Linked DNA regions of Mus musculus: region 2 is linked to region 1. The links are chromatin loops, found by intact Hi-C in ENCODE. Cell type or tissue: heart. All regions are shown on one strand. Links, peaks and the distances in the headings refer to the core of each region. The heading gives the core; the rest is flanking DNA.

Region 1 (9,450 bases), core at 650-8,649:
TAGGACTCTGTGGTAATGAGCACTAATCTATGGAAGGCCCTTAGTGATTGAGGAATTGATGGCCTTAATTGAGGAACAGGACTGTCACATTGTTCCGGACCCTCAAGAAGTGCTTGTCAAGATGAGTTCAGGAACTGAGTCTTTACTATGACGTCACATCAGGGGGACCCAAGAACCGCTGTAGAGCCACGAGTGGACAGCAACACTCCAACTACCTGTCACCCAACTTGGAGGTTCCGCGTACTACTACCTTCCAGGCAGTAACTCGGGCAACCGGAATTTTAGCAGCACAGCTACCGGCTTCCCGGAACTAGCCAGGGCGTGTCAGATGTGCCTGTGAGGCCCGGAAGCGAGAAAGGTCCTCGGAGAAAACCTCCGCTTGGGCGCTCCCCAGACTCCTCCCCACGACCGGAAGGCCCCAGCCTCCTCACGTCAAGGAGCCACAGCTTCCCAGTGTCTCCGGGCCACCGCCGCGCCGCCGCGCTCCCGTCCTGCTCAGGCTCGGCCGTGGGGTCTCCCCAAATACTACGCAGGGGCCAAGGGGCGTGGCGCGGTGACGTGCAGCGGACCGACGCGATGACGTAGCGCGGCGCGGTGACGCACGCCCCTTTGTTGGCTCAGTAGCGGTAGCAGCGGCCGCGGAGGTGGCGCAGGGGACTGTTTTCCGTCCGAGCCCGGAGCGGAGCGGCGTCTGACTGAGGCCGGCAGCAAGCGGCCCCCGCGCTCCCTCCCGCCCTGCTCCGCGCCCTCCCCGCCGCCGCCACCGCCCGCCTCCAACCGCCGCACGCGGGGAGCAGCCGCGGCCCACGGGGCCGGAACCAGGCCTGCGTCCGGACGGCAGCCGGAGCCGGAGCGAGAGCCGGGGCCTCGGCGTCCCCGCCCTCTCCGCGCCGCGGCCAGCGTCTGCCGGGCCCGCGCGCGTCGCGCCATGGACTCGGACGAGGGCTACAACTACGAGTTCGACGAGGACGAGGAGTGCAGCGAGGAGGACAGCGGCGCCGAGGAGGAGGAGGACGACGACGAGGACGAGCCGGACGATGATAACCTGGATCTGGGCGAGGTGGAGCTGGTGGAGCCCGGGCTGGGCGTCGGCGGGGAGCGAGACGGACTGCTGTGCGGGGAGACTGGCGGTGGCGGCGGCAGCGCTCTGGGTCCGGGAGGCGGCGGCGGCGGTGGCGGTGGCGGCGGCGGCCCGGGACACGAGCAGGAGGAGGATTACCGCTACGAGGTGCTCACGGCCGAACAGATCCTGCAGCACATGGTGGAATGTATCCGGGAGGTCAACGAGGTCATCCAGGTGAGGGGCCCCGCCACGCCATCTGGCCCCGGAGCCGGCTTAGGGAGCGGACCCAAGGCGGCCTGTGCGGCGCCGAAGAGCAGGCCAGGGCCTGGCTCGTCACGGGCCTGTGTGCCCTGCCGGCCGGTCGGGAGGTGCGCTTGGGCGGTGCTTCCCGGAGTCCTGGCATGGCGGAGGCCTGGGGCTGCCTGAGCGGCTATGGCCGGCAGTTCCTGCATGACTACGGCCGGAGGATGGGATACCGGGGCGGGCTAGAGGCGGGTGAGGTGGTGAGTGTGAAAGAGGTGTCAGAAAGAACCCGGCCCTTTTCTCAAGGTTTATCCCTAGCCCTTGAGTCTTTTGAGCAGTTTCAGATGGGATTAGGGCAGGCCCTTCAGAGCAGCTTTAGTGTATGATTGCTCCAAGTGGGCACCGGCTAATAAAGAAATGGATCTCCTTGGCAGTCCTAAGTGGCTACTTAAAGGTGGGGGAAGGGAACTATTTCTCGGAAGAGGTGCTGATGGACCTTATTTTCTGATGGTGAGGCTTATGCCTACATTTTTGGGGGAGTGGGAGGAGTATGTTTTCTTTGGGACCTAACTGCTACTTCTTCCATTGGTAGCAAGTAACTTGATGGAAGCTGTTGGAATAGTTATTGCAGATCCCCTACCCACCCTTGCAGCTTCGGCAACAATAAAACACAGTGTTGTCTAATTGGACAAAACTCTATTGTGAATTAGAAAGTAGAGGCATTCCGGCTTCTGGACTCTATTCTCTGAAGGTTTCTGTTTCGTGCATAGAAGTTAAACTTGCTTCAGACCAGAAACTGCATCCTATTTAACGCTATATACATCCCGATTTTGTATTTTTGAGCTTTAGGAAATAAATTTACATTTGTTTGGGGGAAAAGTTGTTACAAATGGGATATGATTGGAAAGTAAAGATAACATAGGACCCGGTGGTGAAAGTCTGAAATTTCAGTTACTTAGAAGGTCGAGGCAGATGGATGGTGGCAAGTTCAAGGCCTACCTGGACTACAGAGTGAGCTCAAAGCTGTCCCGGGCAACTTGGTGAGATTCTCTCAAGATAGAGTAAAAAGAGGGCTGGAGATAATAACAGCTCAGTGGTAGAGCAAAAAGTTCGAGGCTCTAGGGTCAGCCTCGAAAAATGTTGGAAAAATGAAAAATCAGAGTGAAATCTTGATTCATTTTAACTTTTAGAAAATAGTAGCTACATGGAAGGAAACTACATATGAACAAGAAGTTACTCTTTTTTTTAAGCACATTGCTTCTTAACTTTAGAATGGACAGATTATCAGTGTTACTGCCTACTTGCTGACTTTCCATTATTAACATGTTTATGGTTTGATTCAGAAGGCACCGTTTTGCAGATTAAACCTTGTAGGCATTAAAGAATGTGTTTGGTGTAATGGAAAAATCTCATCTAGTGTTGTTGGTAGTGGAAACTCAATTTTCATTGTAGATGATGGTGCATTTTTCAATAAAAAAATAAATGGGAGGATTGTAGAAGTCAGTTAAGTTTCACTGCTCTAGTTTTTATATAATTAATTGAGATTTCTTTCTTTCATTTTTTTTTTTAAAGAAACAAAAAAATTGCATTAGCAAGGAATTTGGTTAAAACTTGAATTGCTTTTATTTACATGCAATTATATTAAATCATCAAACTTACCTAGCTTACTGGCATTAAAATTATGTTTTGAAATAAATCAAAGATATTCTCAAAAATAACTTTTTGACTTAAAAGTGTGTATTTTACTTTAGTTAAATCTCATCCAGTTTTGTCAGTTCTTAGATTTATCTCAGTTACCAGTCAGGTAGCTGTTATGCATGACATTATCCTTTCTTGTTTTAGATAAGAATGAATGCTGATGAACTACTAAGACCTATAAAAACTGGGGATTTTGGTGGGGGTAGGGGGGTAGTGTCGTACTTTTCCATATTTTCTTGATTTATTACTTTAGCATTTATGAGTAATACTGTTCTTAAGTAGCATTCATGAACACCCGAGCATGTATCCCTTGTTGAAAGTTTATAATTAGAAATACCAGTCAAGGCAAAGGTAGGATATATCCCAGACCATCATTCCTTGAGCTAGTATTCTTATACATCTAAACTAGGCTTGATTCTGTTTTAGGTTATTTAAATTCAAAGCATTGCTTGGATGTACAGGCACATTGTAAGAAAAAAAAAATCTCACAAGTAAAGAGAAACTTTACTAAGTAAGTTACCAAGAGACATCAAAATTTGAGCTGTAGCTAGTTTACTGGAACCTACATAGCCATACATATTTAAAAAAAACAAACAAAAACCAGAATGGTTTTGTGTAATTTGTTTTCAGTGGGGAGAAAAACCAGAAAGAATTTCTGAAGAACTTTCTCTAATAAATAACTACTCTTTTAAAGAACTTAGTGATTGCACATTAATTTGTATAGCCAATCTATTTACTGGCTTTTTATAGTTTTTAACTTAAAAGTATACATATCAGAGGTCAGACATAGAATATTTTCTTATTTCTTCGTGTAAGTCCACTTGTAGAATTAAAGTGAAAGGCTCATTTTCAAGGGATTGAGATGGTGTTAAGTGTTTTCAAGTTAAACTAGTTGCCTAATTGTTATCATATAGTCATTTAAAATTTTTGCTTTGAGGAGGGAGGCATATTGTTGCAGGCCTTTAATACCAACATTCTGGAGGGAGAGTCAGGTTAATCTCTGTAGTTGAGGCCAACCTGATCTATAATATATTGCTTTAGAGGACAGCCAGAGCTAGCTACATAGTGAGGCCCTATCTCAAAAAAACAAAACAAAAACAAAATCAAAACAGAAAACAACAACAACAAAACCCTTTTATATATAGTTCTGACTTTGAATTCTCCTGTAGTGTGACTCAGGGCCTGGCATATGCTAGGCAAGTATTCTATCCCTGAGCTATACCCAGGACTTAATATATTCATTATATGTATTTTTGAGACAGGAGTCTCACTGCACAGCTCAGGGCATCCTGGAACTCATGCTATATCATCATTCTGTTTATGACATAGCATGTATTTATACTTTCCCCTCTTTTCATGCTTTTTAATTTATTTCATTTGTGTTTTGAGATCAAATTTCCCTGTATTGCCAAGGCCTTTTCCTTTTCTTTTCGTTTCTCTTGGGCTCCAGTGATGGTCTTGCCTCAGCTTCTTGGGTTCCAGGACTACAAATGTGTCATACACATCAAGTGCTAACTACAACAGGGTGCACTCTCTGTTTTAGCTAGCTACTACTTTTTTTGTTTATTTGTATTTTTTTTAAAAAAATTAAAAAGGTCTTTATTTAAATTGTGTCTATGTGTGGGTATGTGGGTGCCTGCAGAGGCCAGAAGAGGGCGCTGGATCCCCAGAGCTGTAGTGTGACCCATGGTTGTGAGCTGCCCTTAGTAGATGGATGGTGGGAAGTGAACTCTTGTACTGCAAGAGGATCTGGTGTTATCTGCTAAACCATTCTCCAGCCACTCTTTTTGTTGTTGTTATTTTCCTTTTACATGTTAACTACATTAATATCTATAAACAGCTTAATTTTCCTATAAGGTGATGTAATAAGTAGAACAAGAATATGTTTAGGCTGCATTTGATGAATGCTACTTTTTGGATCAGGAAGTGATCATGCTTCTAATTTAAGCTGGCTGGATCCTACGGAACCCTTGATGATGGTAGCAGTCTTGATTGTTTTTAGTTCAAAGTCTAAAAGTTTTTTTTTTCTTCTTTTTTTTCCTTTTCTTTTTGTTTCTTTTGAGACAGGGTCTTTCTATGTATTATTCCTGGCTATTCTGGGAGTCTATGTAGACCAGGCTAGCCTTGAACTCAAGCGATCCACTTGCCTTTGATGCCCAGCTAACAGCCTGCTCTTTTGAGCAGTCAGGTAGACTTTTGCAATCATATAATTGAATTTTTTTCCAAAAATGTTCTTTTTTTCAACTTTAATTCAGGATAAATGTCTTACAGTGTGTAGCAGTAGATGACCAGGTAAATTGCTGGATAATATGGAAGTTTAGAACAAAGCTTGAAAGTTGTTCCTGAGCTTTTCTGGCAAGTCAACTTTTCAGAGCTTTACTTTGAAAACTTAAGTCTGGTTTTCAGGCTAAGATTTAGAGTTTAAATAAGGAGTGCCATATATTGTTAGAGGAGTTTTCCCATGTCATGTTTCAAAGTGCACACATTGTTCAGTAGCTGTTTTTCTTTCCTCTTGTTATCCGTTTTAAAGGGAGTTTCAGAAGTGACTTGATACACATATGCTTTGGCAAATATACACAAAACTGAAATATTAGTAATATTTCCTTAATATTGAGACGTTTTATTTAGCTAAAAATAGCTATAATTACTGACACTTTCCTCAGGCTTAATTAAAAAAAAATCATACTTCCAATTCAGATATTGTCAGTTCCAATTACTTGACAGTATATCTTTTAGGTATAATTTTTTTCTTTCTTTCTTTTTTTTTTTTTTTTTTTTTGACAGGGTTTCTCTGTGTAGCCCTGGATGTCTTGGAACTTACTCTGTAGACCAGGCTGGCCTCGAGCTCAGAAATCGCCTGCCTCTGCCTCCAAAGTGTTGGGATTAAAGGCATGCGCCAGCTGGCATAATTTTCTAATTTTAAGAAATGCTTAGTGTACTGATTCTAAATAGCTTGACAGTATGATTTTCTAATTTTTAAAAAAGCTAACTATAGAGGCAAGTATCTCCTGATTCTTAGCAAGACTTTACAACTAGAAGTCACTACCATGGGTGTTTCTCTTAGCACGGAGACATTGGGGCAGATACTTTTTTCTTTCTTTTGTGGGAGATAGGGGCAGCTCTACTTTGACTAACTTACCTAATCTTAACTATTAAGAGTCATCCTTCCTTCATTTTCCACATTTTCCACCATCCAGTTAGCCCAGGTCAGACTGATTTCCAGACCTTTTTTTCCAGTTTCTCTGAATAACTAATCCTAATTGTGGGCCTCTAATTTTATTTTGGCTCTTGACTCTAGATATTCAGTTCAACTGTCATACTGCTATCAAACACATGTAAAAGTTATTCTTTTGCCTAAAAGAGATTTTGTTGTTGTTGAAAGTATAGTTCATATTCCTTATGGCAGTCATAGTTTCCATTTTAGTATCTAATGTTTTTCCATCTCAACTGTTCTGTCCTAATCTCCCACAGCCCTGACTGCTGCAGTGCTTATAATTATAATACACTTAGAAAGTTTCTTGTTTCTATTCATGCTATTACTTCTTGTAATAACTTTTCTCTTAAACTGCTTAAGGATTTCTTTATCTTTCTCTGGGGTCTCTTTATTTACCTTTTCAGTGCTTCCTTGTTTGCTTAGTGCTTTATATGGATATTTTGTGTAGCCCACAAGAGCTTGTTATAGCCATCTCTATATCTAAGTCTTTCTACTTGACTAAATATGAGGGCTTTGATGGTGAAAGCTGAAACTCCTTGGTCTTTGTGTGCACAACATACAGCATACTTACATAGTCTGACAGAAAAATACTAGGGAAACATTTTGAAATGTTTCCTTATTTACCAGATAATCTGTAAACCAAAGGAAGCCAAATAAGATTTTTTTCAAGTACTAGTAAATTAATTTATGGTTTCTAAATGCTGCAAATGTGAATAGTTTAAGACTACAATGTTTAAATTCTAAGAGAGAAGCTTTTAATTTTTTGGATAGGTTTTGAGACAGGTTTTTGCTGTGTGTGGTTCTGGCTGTCCTCGAACTTGTTTGGAGACTGGGCTGACCTCAAACTCAGACCCACCTGATTCTGCTGGGATTAAAAGGGTATGGTACCATTCCTGGCTAAGAGGACAAGCTTTTAAAAGCCTCCTTATTTAATCTTTGGGGTGTTTTGTTTTGAGACTAGGTCTCACTATGTAGCTTGACTGGCCTGAAACTTGCTCTGTAGACCAGGCTAGCCTCAAACTCAGAGATCCGCCTCCCTCTGCTGGGATTAAAGGGGGGATGTGTTACCACTACTGGTTAAGAGTACAAACCTTTAAAAGCCCCTTAATTTAATCTTTCTTTTTTGCTACTAGATCTTACTATATTTCCCTGGCTGGCCTGAAACTTCCTGTGCAGACTAGACTGGCCTTGAATTCATAGAGATCTGTCTGTCTCTGCCCACTAAGAGCAAAGTTTAAAGGTGTGCATCACCATGTCTAGCCTAAAGGCCTTTTTAGATGTAACATTTATACTTGTGTGTCATTTCTTGGCTCTTTTTATGAACTGACATAATGGTATTACCAGTTGATTTATTCCAGTGTTGATTTTCAAAGAATTGTCCACAAAGAAGCTGTTTGACAAGGTGTTATTTCTCTTTATAAATGTTTTGACATTTATTCATGGTGTAGAAGCAGTGAGTAGATAAAACTTAAGGTACCTAGCAAGAGTTACTCTAATAAATTGGTAATTCATTATGTTCTTCCCCACCACACACACTTTCACTTATTAATGAGTCTAAGTTCAATACCAGTTCCTTCTGTTTTTTGAGACAGGGTCTTGCAATTGCATAGTCCAAGTTGGTCTGGAACTCATTATGTAGATCAGGATGCCTTAGAACTAGTTTCCCTCCCCTGCATGTAGCCTGTTAAGTGCTGGGGTCACAAGTGTGTATGCCACCATACTTGGCTTGCTAGTTTTATGTTGTAAATGCACATCTTCTCAGCTTGTGGGATAAAATGAGAGGTATGCATAAAATTCTTCTACAAACTAAAGTAGGATGATTATTTTAAATAAAAAAAATTGTGCTCAACTTTTGACTTATTAGCTAAATGCTGAAGGGGTAGCATTTTTACTTGGAAGATGTATTAAAAACTATGTCATTTAAATATTTATCACACATATTTTTCTTTAAACAGAATGTATTAGCTGTTTCAAGGAAAAGAGCTAAAACGTTGCTGAATTTGAGTTTTATTTGATTTACAATTTTGAGAATCTTTATTTGCCTTTGTGAAATAGCTTTCTTGTATTGGAAAACTATATAATAAAAATACATTACCATTTGGAAGATGCATAATGTTATGAACCAGTATTTCCAGAGATTGTTAGGAATGAGATAGAATTCTTAAAAAGGTTAATAACGTAATGTACTGACTTTTGGTGTTCTGGCTTTATAGTGAAATGACATGACCAGGAGATAATAGGGGCTTTCTTTCATTTTAATTATTGCAGTAGTACTACTCAGAAGAATTCTTGGTTTAATATAAGAGTCCATAAAACTTTTTCTAACTAGTTTTATTTTTCCTCCTTTTCTTCTGGGGCAGGAGGTGGGAACATTCAAGACAAATTCTGTCACTAAACTATATTTCAAACTTATAAAAAATAATTTTAAAGCCTGATATTTTAAAACTATTATGTTTGTTTTGCCTGTGTGTATGTCTGTGTAACACATGTCCAGGAATATCAGAGAGGGCTTTGCATCCCCTGGAACTTAAATTGAAAGATACAGTATCTAAAATTAAGCACTAATTAAGATGCATTTAATAGCACATTAGACAAAAGAGGTCAATAGAAATTATTCAAACTGAAGCATGGAGAAAAGGCCGATAGCAGGCCAATAAACCCAGAAGAACTAACAGAAAGTGCTAATATATGTGTGGCTAGAGCCTCAGAAGAACATAAGTAAAGGAGGATGGTAGAACTTCCAAAACTAATAAACATGCCCATAGTCAAAAGATCTGATGTTATCTCAGGAATAAATGCAAAGGAAATACTGACTGGGCTTATTAATGGAGTTTTTTTGACTTTTGAGGACGAGGAACAAAAAAAAATTTTTTTGAGATAGGGTCTCTTTATGAAGTGTTGGCTGTTGTCCTGAAACACTATGTAGGCCAGATTGGCCTCAAACTCGAAATGATCTGCCCATCTCTGCCTTGTGACTGCTGGAATTATAGATGTGTGCCACAATGCTCCTCTAAGGGAAGAAACAAGACAAAAACAAAAGCCCTCCACACCATTCTCACAGTGGAACCCAGAAAACAACAATCATTTTTTTGAGTATCTTGTGTGTGCATGTAGTGCCAGGGCCTTGCACTTGATAGGCTGACATTTTCCCCTGAGGTACATCTTTAGCCATGCTTGTTTGTTTTTTGAGAAAGTGGTTTTGTACTATAAATAGCTCAGACAAGCTTTAACT
Region 2 (9,450 bases), core at 1,005-9,004, 54 kb after region 1:
ATGAAAAAATTTAAATATATATATTTATCTGATCACAGTTTACCCTCCCCAGAAAGACAATTCTTACTGAACTTTAATAATCTGCCATTTGGATGCAGTGGCACACACCCTTAATCTTAATGCTCAGAAGGCAGAGGCAGGCAGATCTCTTGAGTTTTAGGCTGACCTTCTCTACATAGTGAGTTCCATCTTGTCTCCTCACCTTGCCTCTCCCTCTGCAAAAAAAAAAATAAAAAATAAATTAAAATAATGCTTTTGAGCATTACTTGCCATGTATGTAAAATAAAATGTCAGAGAGAAATTAATCTTTTTGTTATATCCTTTAATATAATATCTAATAGATAATACTCTAAATTATTAATACTTTTTTGTTTTAAAAACAAGGGTATGTTTAATGACTAAATAGTCAAGTTTCATGAGTTAAGTAAGGGAAAGCCCAAGGAATCAAGTGAGCTGGACATGAGGTAGTTAAAAGCAAACATGTCAAGAAATGAAAATATGATGGACTAAATGTAAGAATGTAGTTGGAATAATACTTTTTATCCAGTGTAGTGAATACATATGTTCAGACCATAGGTTAGGTTTTGCACTCTCTTTAGACCGGTGTAGTCATTTATTTTTAGTCATTTAGATGCGGGGTTTTGCCATATTCTCAAACTGCTCTGAAACTTACTATTCTCAGGATCGTTTTCTCTTAACTAACTAGCTTTCCAAGTTCTGAATCTGTAGGCATGCATCATTCCTTGCTAGTTAAATCTATCATCTTGTAAAACATTCTCTGATAATAGACCCCAGACTAGAAAGTACAGTGAACACAGTAGTAATTTATTAATCACTGTGACCATCAATCTTAATTAATTAATCTTAATGAGTCTTGATTAAATAAAAGAATGACACAAAAAGGTTCTTGTGATCTTGTTGCAAATTAGTGCCATATCCCTTTCAGTGATGGAGAGAAATGAGATTATTATAGCTTCAAAGTTGACATCCCATGTGTTTGTTACTCTGCCTTCAGGATTGTGCTATGCTTCTTTACACGGCCACTTCTCTGTACTGAAAACATAATAGTCGATATGCTGAATGTAGAATTGTTGATCCTCTAATTCTTTGCATATAATACCATGAACATCAATTTTATAAATATATTTCATATAATAGCTAATTAGAAAATGTAGTAAAAACTTTTAAAAGTACCATTTAGAAGAGAGGTAGAAGAGCTAGGAATAAATTAAATTAAATAGGAAATGTGAAAGAAATGTTAAATATTAGGGGCGATACAAAGATGACTTGAATATTTTAAGAAGACAGAATAGTAGTTGGAAAAATACTAGCTTTTGTGAGGGCAGAGTGAGCATTAAACTGGCAGGTGCAAGAAGAGACAGCAGCAGAAGAGAGCTGTAGGAGAAGCTAATGTGTTACAGAGGAGGCGTTACAGAGAAGGTAGGTTACACAGGATGTGGTGTGGAAACAATATGGAGGTGGAAACAGACTGAAACTTGCTTGATTTAGAAGCCATAAAGACTAAGGACTTTTACTATGTATAAGAAAAGTGTTCTGCATGGCAACACAATGTGAACACTCAGAATTAAAACTAAGTAAATTTGTACAATTTTAAAGGCCAGTTACCTAAATTAGAAAAAAGGCCTTTAAAATTGGGAGTGGGGTGAGTTTTCATGGGATAACCCAGTTGAAAACTGAGCAAATTATGTGAAGAAAATGCCTGAGAAAAGAAACAGACTGAATTGGAATCTCTCCACGACACCCCTACTCCTCCACCCTGCACGTGCACAAAGTTGAAACTTCACTATTTTTAAAAATGAGTTAAAAATTAATCAAATAATTGTGAGTGTGTATCTTGGAGGAATTAAGAGTGGGCGTGGTGGCGCACACCCTTAATCCCAGCATTCGGGAGGCAGAGGCAGGTGGGTTTCTGAGTTCCAGGACAGCCAGGGCTATACAGAGAAATGCTGTTAAATCTCCCCCCCCCCCAAAAAAAAAAGGACTTAAGAGGAAGAATGAGGGTGAATAGGATTGTTTTAAATTACATGATAAAATTTCAAAGAACAGCCAAGCATGGTGGAGCACACCTGGAATTAGAGGCTGGCAAATCTATGAGACTTTGAAGCCAGCCTGGTCTCCAGAGAAACCTATTTAGAAAAACAAACAAAAAAATCAGAGAGTTTAAAAAACATATTTTAAAACCTAAATAATTTACTTTGTTTTTCAAATGTTAGGTTGATTTTAAAAAAAGCTGTAAGTAATAAAGTGGGTGTGAGAAACTGTATTCTCTTGCCCAGTAGGCATTGCTGCCACTTGTTACAAGAGGACCTGATAATAACTTTCAGTTTGTATATACCTGTCATCTTGTATTTATTTCTTCCCTAAGATTTCACATGTTTACAAAGTGTATATTAGTCAATGTGACAGTGGTAGGAACAGTTCATTAATAGTGAACTGTTGCCGGGCGTGGTGGCGCACGCCTTTAATCCCAGCACTTGGGAGGCAGAGGCAGGAGGATTTCTGAATTTGAGGCCAGCCTGGTCTACAAAGTGAGTTCCAGGATAGCCAGGGCTACACAGAGAATCCCTGTTTTGAAAAAACAAACAAACAAAAAAACAAACCAAAAAAAAAAAAAAAAGAAAGAAAGAAAGAAAGAAAAAAAGAAAAAAAAATAGTGAACTGTTGAAGAAATTGAAGTTTTCAAGTGATAAGCCCCACAGGACCAGAGCACTTGTTCTGTTCTTCCTGAAGTGAACCCAAGTTCAGTTCTCAGCACCACATTGGGCAGTCGTAACTCAAGTTATAGGGAGATTGAATGACACTGGTTTCCTTGGCCACCTGCAGGTTACATGGGTTTACTCTCCATTCCTTCACATATACACAAAATTAAATAATAGACACACGAACAGAAAAAAAGATAAACCGGCGTACCATTATGGAGCCACTGAAGAAATTAAAAACCCAAACAATAAAGTAACATAAGACTCTCATCCTGTGTGTGTACATTAGGTTATCTCTGCGTGTTCATATCAAAAATGAGAAGAGCAGTTGCTTCTATGTAAATGAAACAGAAGAGGGACACAAGCAAGATTTTTTTTTTCTATATAAATGTATACTGCAAAGGAATTTTTCAAGTGATAACTGTCTGTCTCAGTGTTACTCAGGCTGAAGGGCAGTAACTACTCACAGTTTCCACACCACTTCTGGTGCTTGGTGCAAGCACCTGGTAAGGTTCTATAGTTCAAGCCCCTTTTTTGTTGAAGTAGGTTTTTGCTTCCATCTCCCAAACAACTTGAAGTGCAGCACATACCACTGTAAACATGTTAACATGCTTGAATGCTCTCACACCCATGTTAACACATGTTACCAATCTAGCATTGTAATTGAATTACTTGATTCAGTTTTTAAAATAGAGTCCTCAAAGGATTTTTTTAGTGTATTTTTAATGTATTGTTTAAAATATCATAAATTTATATTACTTCCGTAATATTAATCATAAATATTGTAAGGTCGGTTTTGTTTTATGTATTTACTTGGCAGTGCTAGGGAATCCTTAGAACATCAAACAAATTCGATAAAAATTGCCTATGAGTCATATTGTTAGGTAAAAGCAAAACAAGTTAACCATTTATTTGAGTCTTACGTCTTCTAAATATACTATATTTTGTTCAACTATCTTTATGTTATTAATCTTTCTAAACATTGTAGGCAAAGATTAGAATACAGTCTTTCTTTGTTCTGTGGCCATGTCTTAACCTGTTTGTCTCAGGCTGTCCCTAATCTCTGTGATTCTCTTGCTTTTTACCTCATACTGCTGGAATTACTGGCACATATTACTATGCCTGGCTTTCTGTTGCTCTTAACTATTTATTTTATAGTTATGATAATTAATCTTCAAGTGATAGCTGCTGGCAAGTTCTTGAACACTGAGTTATATCCCATCTATTCAAGACTGGTCCTGAATCGTTCATTCTCCTGCATTTACCTCTGCAGATTATATACAGATTAAAGATACTACACTTGCTTTTTCAATAAATATCTTGATTTACTACAGATTTGTTGGTTTTCCCAAGACAAGAGTTTCACTGTGTGACCCTGCCTATACAAAATTTTAGATTAATACCACATAATTCCATGAAGTCCTGTATATATTTGAAAAACATTTAAAAATACAGGTTTGTTGAGTTTAGTGCTTTTTAATTGTCCTAGCATATTTTTAAAGGATTTACTTATTTTATGAATATGAGTACACTGTAGCTGTACAGATGGTTATAAGCCTTCATGTGGTTGTTGGGGGTTGAATTTAGGACTTCTGCTTGCTCCAGTCAACCCCTCTCGCTCAGTCCCTGCTCCCTCCAGCCCCAAAATGTATTTTAATATTATAAATAAGTATACTGTAGCTGTCTTCAGACACACCAGAAGAGGGCACCAGATCTCACTACAGGTAGTAGTGAGCCACCATGTGGTTTGCTGGGATTTGAACTCAGGACTTTTGGAAAGCAGTCAGTGTTCCTATCTGCTGAGCCATCTTACCAGCCCCCGAGCATACTATTTAATGTGGCTTTTGCAATTTTCCATATTGTTCCATGATCATAATTATTTTAAAATTTTAAGTATTTTTAATAATCCCTTCCGCCCCCAGAAAAACCAACAAATCCATACCTTTTGATATTAATTTCTCCTTTCCCTATAAATCTACAGCCCTAGATAAACATTGTTTCTTTTCTAAAGACTTGTCTGTACCTCTCATCTAAATTGGGTGAAGCCTTTTGTTGTTGGCTATTTTCATTTAACATGTTTTAGCAGGGTTTATTTATGTTGTAGCATCTATCAGAACTTTATTCCTTTTTGTATCTAAATATTCTATTATATAGCTGTTTCACATGTATCTGTTGGTGAATGTCTTAAGTTGTTTTTGTATTTTGGCTATTATGTCTGGTGTAACTATAAATACTGTGTATGAAGTTTATTATAGAGATATGCGTATTTTTATTTCTATTCATTAATATACTGTGGGAGTATAGTGGTCAGGTCATATGGTATGTTTTGAACAAGAGTTGTTTGATGGGTCACTTATCTTCTGCCTTGCTGTAGACTGTTCAGGGTAGGCAGAACACAGTCAGTGATAGGTAGGGGTCACAGCCTGTGTTTTTCCAGGCAAGAAACAACTAGATCTGGGACAGATAATGTGGTTCTCAGTCACTCAGACACTGGTGACCACTGGGATTTGAGAATGGGGCAGCTGCTTAGCGCATACCACTATGGTCCAAACAGGAAGGTGATGGGTGAGTCTAGGTTTGGAATCAGGTTTGGTTTGGTTCCAAGTGAGTGCCAAGAATACAGAGGAGCTGAAAAACTAAAAGCCATCTCATGGAGATTTAGGTGAGGCTCTTTACAACCGATCCCCTCCCACCTCCTTGATGAAGGAGACAGTCCTTGTTTGTCTAAACTGTTTTATTTCATGAGGTCGATATAAATGCATATATGACTTACTCTTGGTGCAGGAAGGAATGGCCAGGAAGGGAATCTTATTGGCTAAATACCTGGGATCTATCTAGATACCTCAATAGCATGGAGAACTCTGGGGGTTTTTTGTTTTTGTTTTTGTTTGCTATGTGACTATTTGTTATGGTCCCTCTAGGTGGGCTGTTATGGCTACTCGTTCAAGGACAGGTAGAGCTTGGCAGGGAACTGGTTCTCCAGGGGTTTTGTACCTGCTTCAACTCTATCAGTTCTTCTGTCTGCTAGCATCACTTGCTCCATAGTGTTTCTCATGGGTTTGTATATTTGAATGCTTGGCCCCAGGTTGGTGGAACTGTTTAGGAAGGATTGGGAGATTGTTGGAAGAAGTGTGTCCTGGGTTTGTCTTTGAGGTTTCAAAACCCACAGGTTTTTCAATTAGTTGTCTCTGACTTGTGCTTGTGGATCAGATATAAACCTTCATTCTGTTGTACTTTCTGCTACGATGGTTATGGCCTGTAACCCCCGAAATACGAGCTCCAAATTAAACATTCTTTTATACCTTGCCTTGCCATGGTGCTTTGTCACAGCATTAGAAAAGTAACCAAGGCAGAAGTTACATGACAACTGCACTTAGTATTTTGAGGTAGTTGTTGCCTGGTTGTTATCCAGAGTTATGATAGATTTTCACAAAACAGTATATTGGAACAGGCTTCCAGTTTGTCCATCTCCATACTTGGTAATATCTGTCTCTTTAATTACAGCTCTCCTAGTGAGTGTGACATGGCATCTCATTGTGGTTTGATTTACATCTCCATAGTAGCTAACAAAATTGAACGCTTTTTTTTTTTGTTTTCAGTAGTATGTTTTTCATACATTTGTCTATTTAATTTATACTTGTTATTATTTACCTGTGTAAAATTTGTAAAGATTAACCACAGATGCATTCCTGATAATTGGGTAGTCTGTCTTCAAAGAAGTTAGTTTTAGGAGCTTTTTGGTTATCGTAAAATGGGCATTTTAGGTATTAGGTACTTTCACTTTTTTTCTCTTACTTTTAAAAATAATGTCTTTGTTAAAGTTTGTTTTTTATTTTTGTTACAGTATTTTACTGGCCTTGAATGTGGACATAAGTTTTGTATGCAGTGCTGGAGTGAATATTTAACTACAAAAATAATGGAGGAAGGCATGGGGCAGGTAACTTGATTTTCACTTATAACATTTACTTGTAATGTCTAGACCCTTACATAAATATAACCAGATAAAAGTTTCAGGAGTAAACATTTTTCTAGATTAAAAGTCTTAGGGGAAAAAAAGATTTAGATTGTGATATTCCAGTTAACAGCCTAATCTAGGTAATGTTTTCCTAGCAGGCATCAACTCTGATAATTTCTATCAGGCTAATCTTGATAGAGAGCTTTGTCTGGTATTTTGCTTTTAACTATCTCGTTCTGTGTTGCAAAAGCGATTGCTTAGAAGGATAGTTAAAGACATACTTCCTGAAATATAACGGGAAAGGATTGAGAGCCTGCAAACAAAGTGTCATCAGAATCTAGGAGAGTGCCAGGCAATGATAAGCATCCTATAAATAGTGCTGAATGAAGGCATAGTTTAAATTTTCGTCTTTTTCAGACTATTTCGTGTCCTGCGCATGGTTGTGATATCTTAGTGGATGACAACACAGTTATGTAAGTATTTCTGATAGATTCTGTATATTGAGTATTGTTGGTTAAACTAAATTAATTTTGACTTAGTACCTCTGAGAAAGTAAATTATTAAAATTCAAGAGGCTTTTATTCCCCACTCATTTGTTTATTATACAAAAAGTCACTTAGGTAGTCATTCTTATGGTTTATTTGGCAATATGTGATAGCCAAATTTTGGTAAATATTGAAATTGTATAATGGGATAATGAATGTGTTAAATTATGTTCTCTGGGTAACAGTCTAAGACAGAATCAGGGAAGAGTTTGGGAGTGTTGCTCTGTGAGTTGCCTAGCCTATGTGAGGTTCTGGTTTTGGTTTCCTGTGTCCACCAAAAAAACAAAACAAAAAAATCAAAAACAAAAGTGGAATAGAATGGAAAGAATGTGAGTCATTATGAAAATGTCAGTGCTAGAATAAAGAGGGAGACCAGGAACAGACAGACTCAGTACAGGTACATAATACCTGTATTTTCCAAAAGAAGAAACTCAGCGTATGATGCAGCTGAGTCTGGCAGTCTTTGAGGAACTCCAGCACTTGCCTCAATAAGCAGAAGGCTGCGCCAGAGTTTTATTGATATATCATTAGCCCCTCACTGCAGTGCTCAGGGATAGAGTGTTCTCTGCTGAAATGCTGCTAATAGTTTGAAAGGTGTACTACATGGAGGCTGTAAACTAGTTCTTCAGTACAGATGTTCCTCTTTGGATGGAAGAAGGAAACATGGGAAAGAAGCATAGTGAATTCCTGGTATAAACCCGCTGCTGGTTTCCTGGGCCAGTGCTGTTTTTGTGGCCCAGGTTTGTCAGTTGACTTAATTTCAGGATGCCAAGCACATTGAGGTCTTGAATATCCATATACAAATTGTATAAGTGGTTTTATTGCCTATACAGAAAGTTTTTTCTGTGAATAAAAAGTAATAAAGGAAAATGACAGCAGTTTTTTTTTTTTTAAGATTTATTTATTATTATTCATTAGTACACTGTAGCTGTCTTCAGATGCACCAGAAGAGGGCGTCAGATCTCATTACGGATAGCTGTGAGCCACCATGTGGTTGCTGGGATTTGAACTCAGGACCTTTGGAAGAGCAGTCAGTGCTCTTAACCGCTGAGCCATTTCACCAGCCCCAGCAGTGTTTTTAATAAGTAAATTTAACCTAATTAAGTTAACCTGACCAGCACAGCTACTAAAGCTCAAATATTCTACTTGGGGGAATTTTTTTTAACTTTTATTATTTCATAAAGATTTATTTATTTTATTTATATGAGTATACTGCCACTGTCTTTAGACAGAGCAGAAGAGGACATCAGATCCCATTACAGATGGTTGTGAGCCACCATGTGGCTGCTGGGAATTGAACCCGGGACCTCTGGAATAGCAGTCATTGCTCTTAACCACAGAGCCATCTTTCCCAAGTACCATACCACATGTGGGTCCCAGGGATCCAACTGGGGTTGTTAGGTTTGTTGTAACGTGCTCTTACCTGCTGAGCCTTTCTGCCTAGCCTCCTTTCTATTTCTCCTCTCCTCCCCTCTATTCCTCGCCCCTTCCCTTCCCTCTGTTCCCTTCCCCCCCCCCCCCCCCCCCCCCCCTTTCCCCCTGCTCTTTCTCAAGACAAGGTTCCTTTCTGTAGCTCTGGCTGTCCTGGAACTAGCTCTGTTAGACCAGCCTTCTAAACAAATCTCATTAACCAATATTTCCCCACTCTTAAAGCATCCTCTACTACATCAATACACATCATATTACTACAACCTTTGACTAGTATCGATGACAAAACTCCATTAGGCACAAAGCCCTTGGCTCTGTTCCTACATGAGACTAGGTGTGTGTGGTTCTCCTATCTATAATCCCAGCACTGGTCATCCTTGTCTACATAGTGAGTGAGTTTGAGGCTAGCCAGCGATACATGAGACCTGACTTCAAAATGGGTGGGAGATAGAGAACGCTATCAAGTGGTCACTGGTGGTGTCACTTTATCAGTTATAAATGAGAACAAGAGTGAAAACAGATCATTGTGTGTTCCTTCTACAAAAACTTTACTAGGATGTGAGTTTGGTCTTGAGTAGAAAATAGGGGAAAAATGTGGTTTTCAGACAGGTATGAGTTATATCCAGTAGATTTCATACAGAATTGTTGTCTTAGATATTAAAACATCTTTTTTTAGAACTTTTTTTTAATTAAATGAATTGATACGAGTGATATGAATATCACTGCCAGTTAGGCTTAACAGGTTTTTCAGTTTTCTCAGATATTTTAATGACAACATGGCAAGGGTTGTCTTCCAGCGTGT

The links. Hi-C counts contacts between places; a loop is a spot of excess contacts. Peaks named below come from ENCODE experiments on the same cell type or tissue, not always from the same donor. Only the 100,000 strongest peaks of a DNase experiment are listed, where the experiment ranks them.
Region 2: it touches region 1 in a loop (1.9-fold over the local background); 2 of 42 quality-filtered maps call a loop at or near these places.

What each region holds. Positions count from the first base shown.
Region 1 is chr9:59,477,826-59,487,275 of GRCm38, reverse strand. It overlaps Arih1 (ariadne RBR E3 ubiquitin protein ligase 1), which reads left to right and starts at 902. Exons shown (of 14, transcript NM_019927.2): 1 at 902-1,297. The coding sequence starts at 929. It overlaps Gm20199 (predicted gene, 20199), which reads left to right and starts at 5,535. Exons shown (of 1, transcript NR_045640.1): 1 at 5,535-9,450. In heart, for the core only: CTCF peaks have their summits at 1,398 and 4,650 (motif pointing right); a DNase peak (open chromatin) is centred at 1,405; H3K4me3 peaks cover 2,992 bases; H3K27ac peaks cover 1,746 bases.
Region 2 is chr9:59,423,821-59,433,270 of GRCm38, reverse strand. Arih1 (ariadne RBR E3 ubiquitin protein ligase 1) reads left to right here. Exons shown (of 14, transcript NM_019927.2): 4 at 6,565-6,657; 5 at 7,093-7,148. Among named protein-coding and RNA genes, the nearest start is that of Gm20199, 53 kb to the left of the region's middle. In heart, for the core only: CTCF peaks have their summits at 4,421 (motif pointing right) and 8,194 (motif pointing right); no DNase peak of the experiment used is centred there.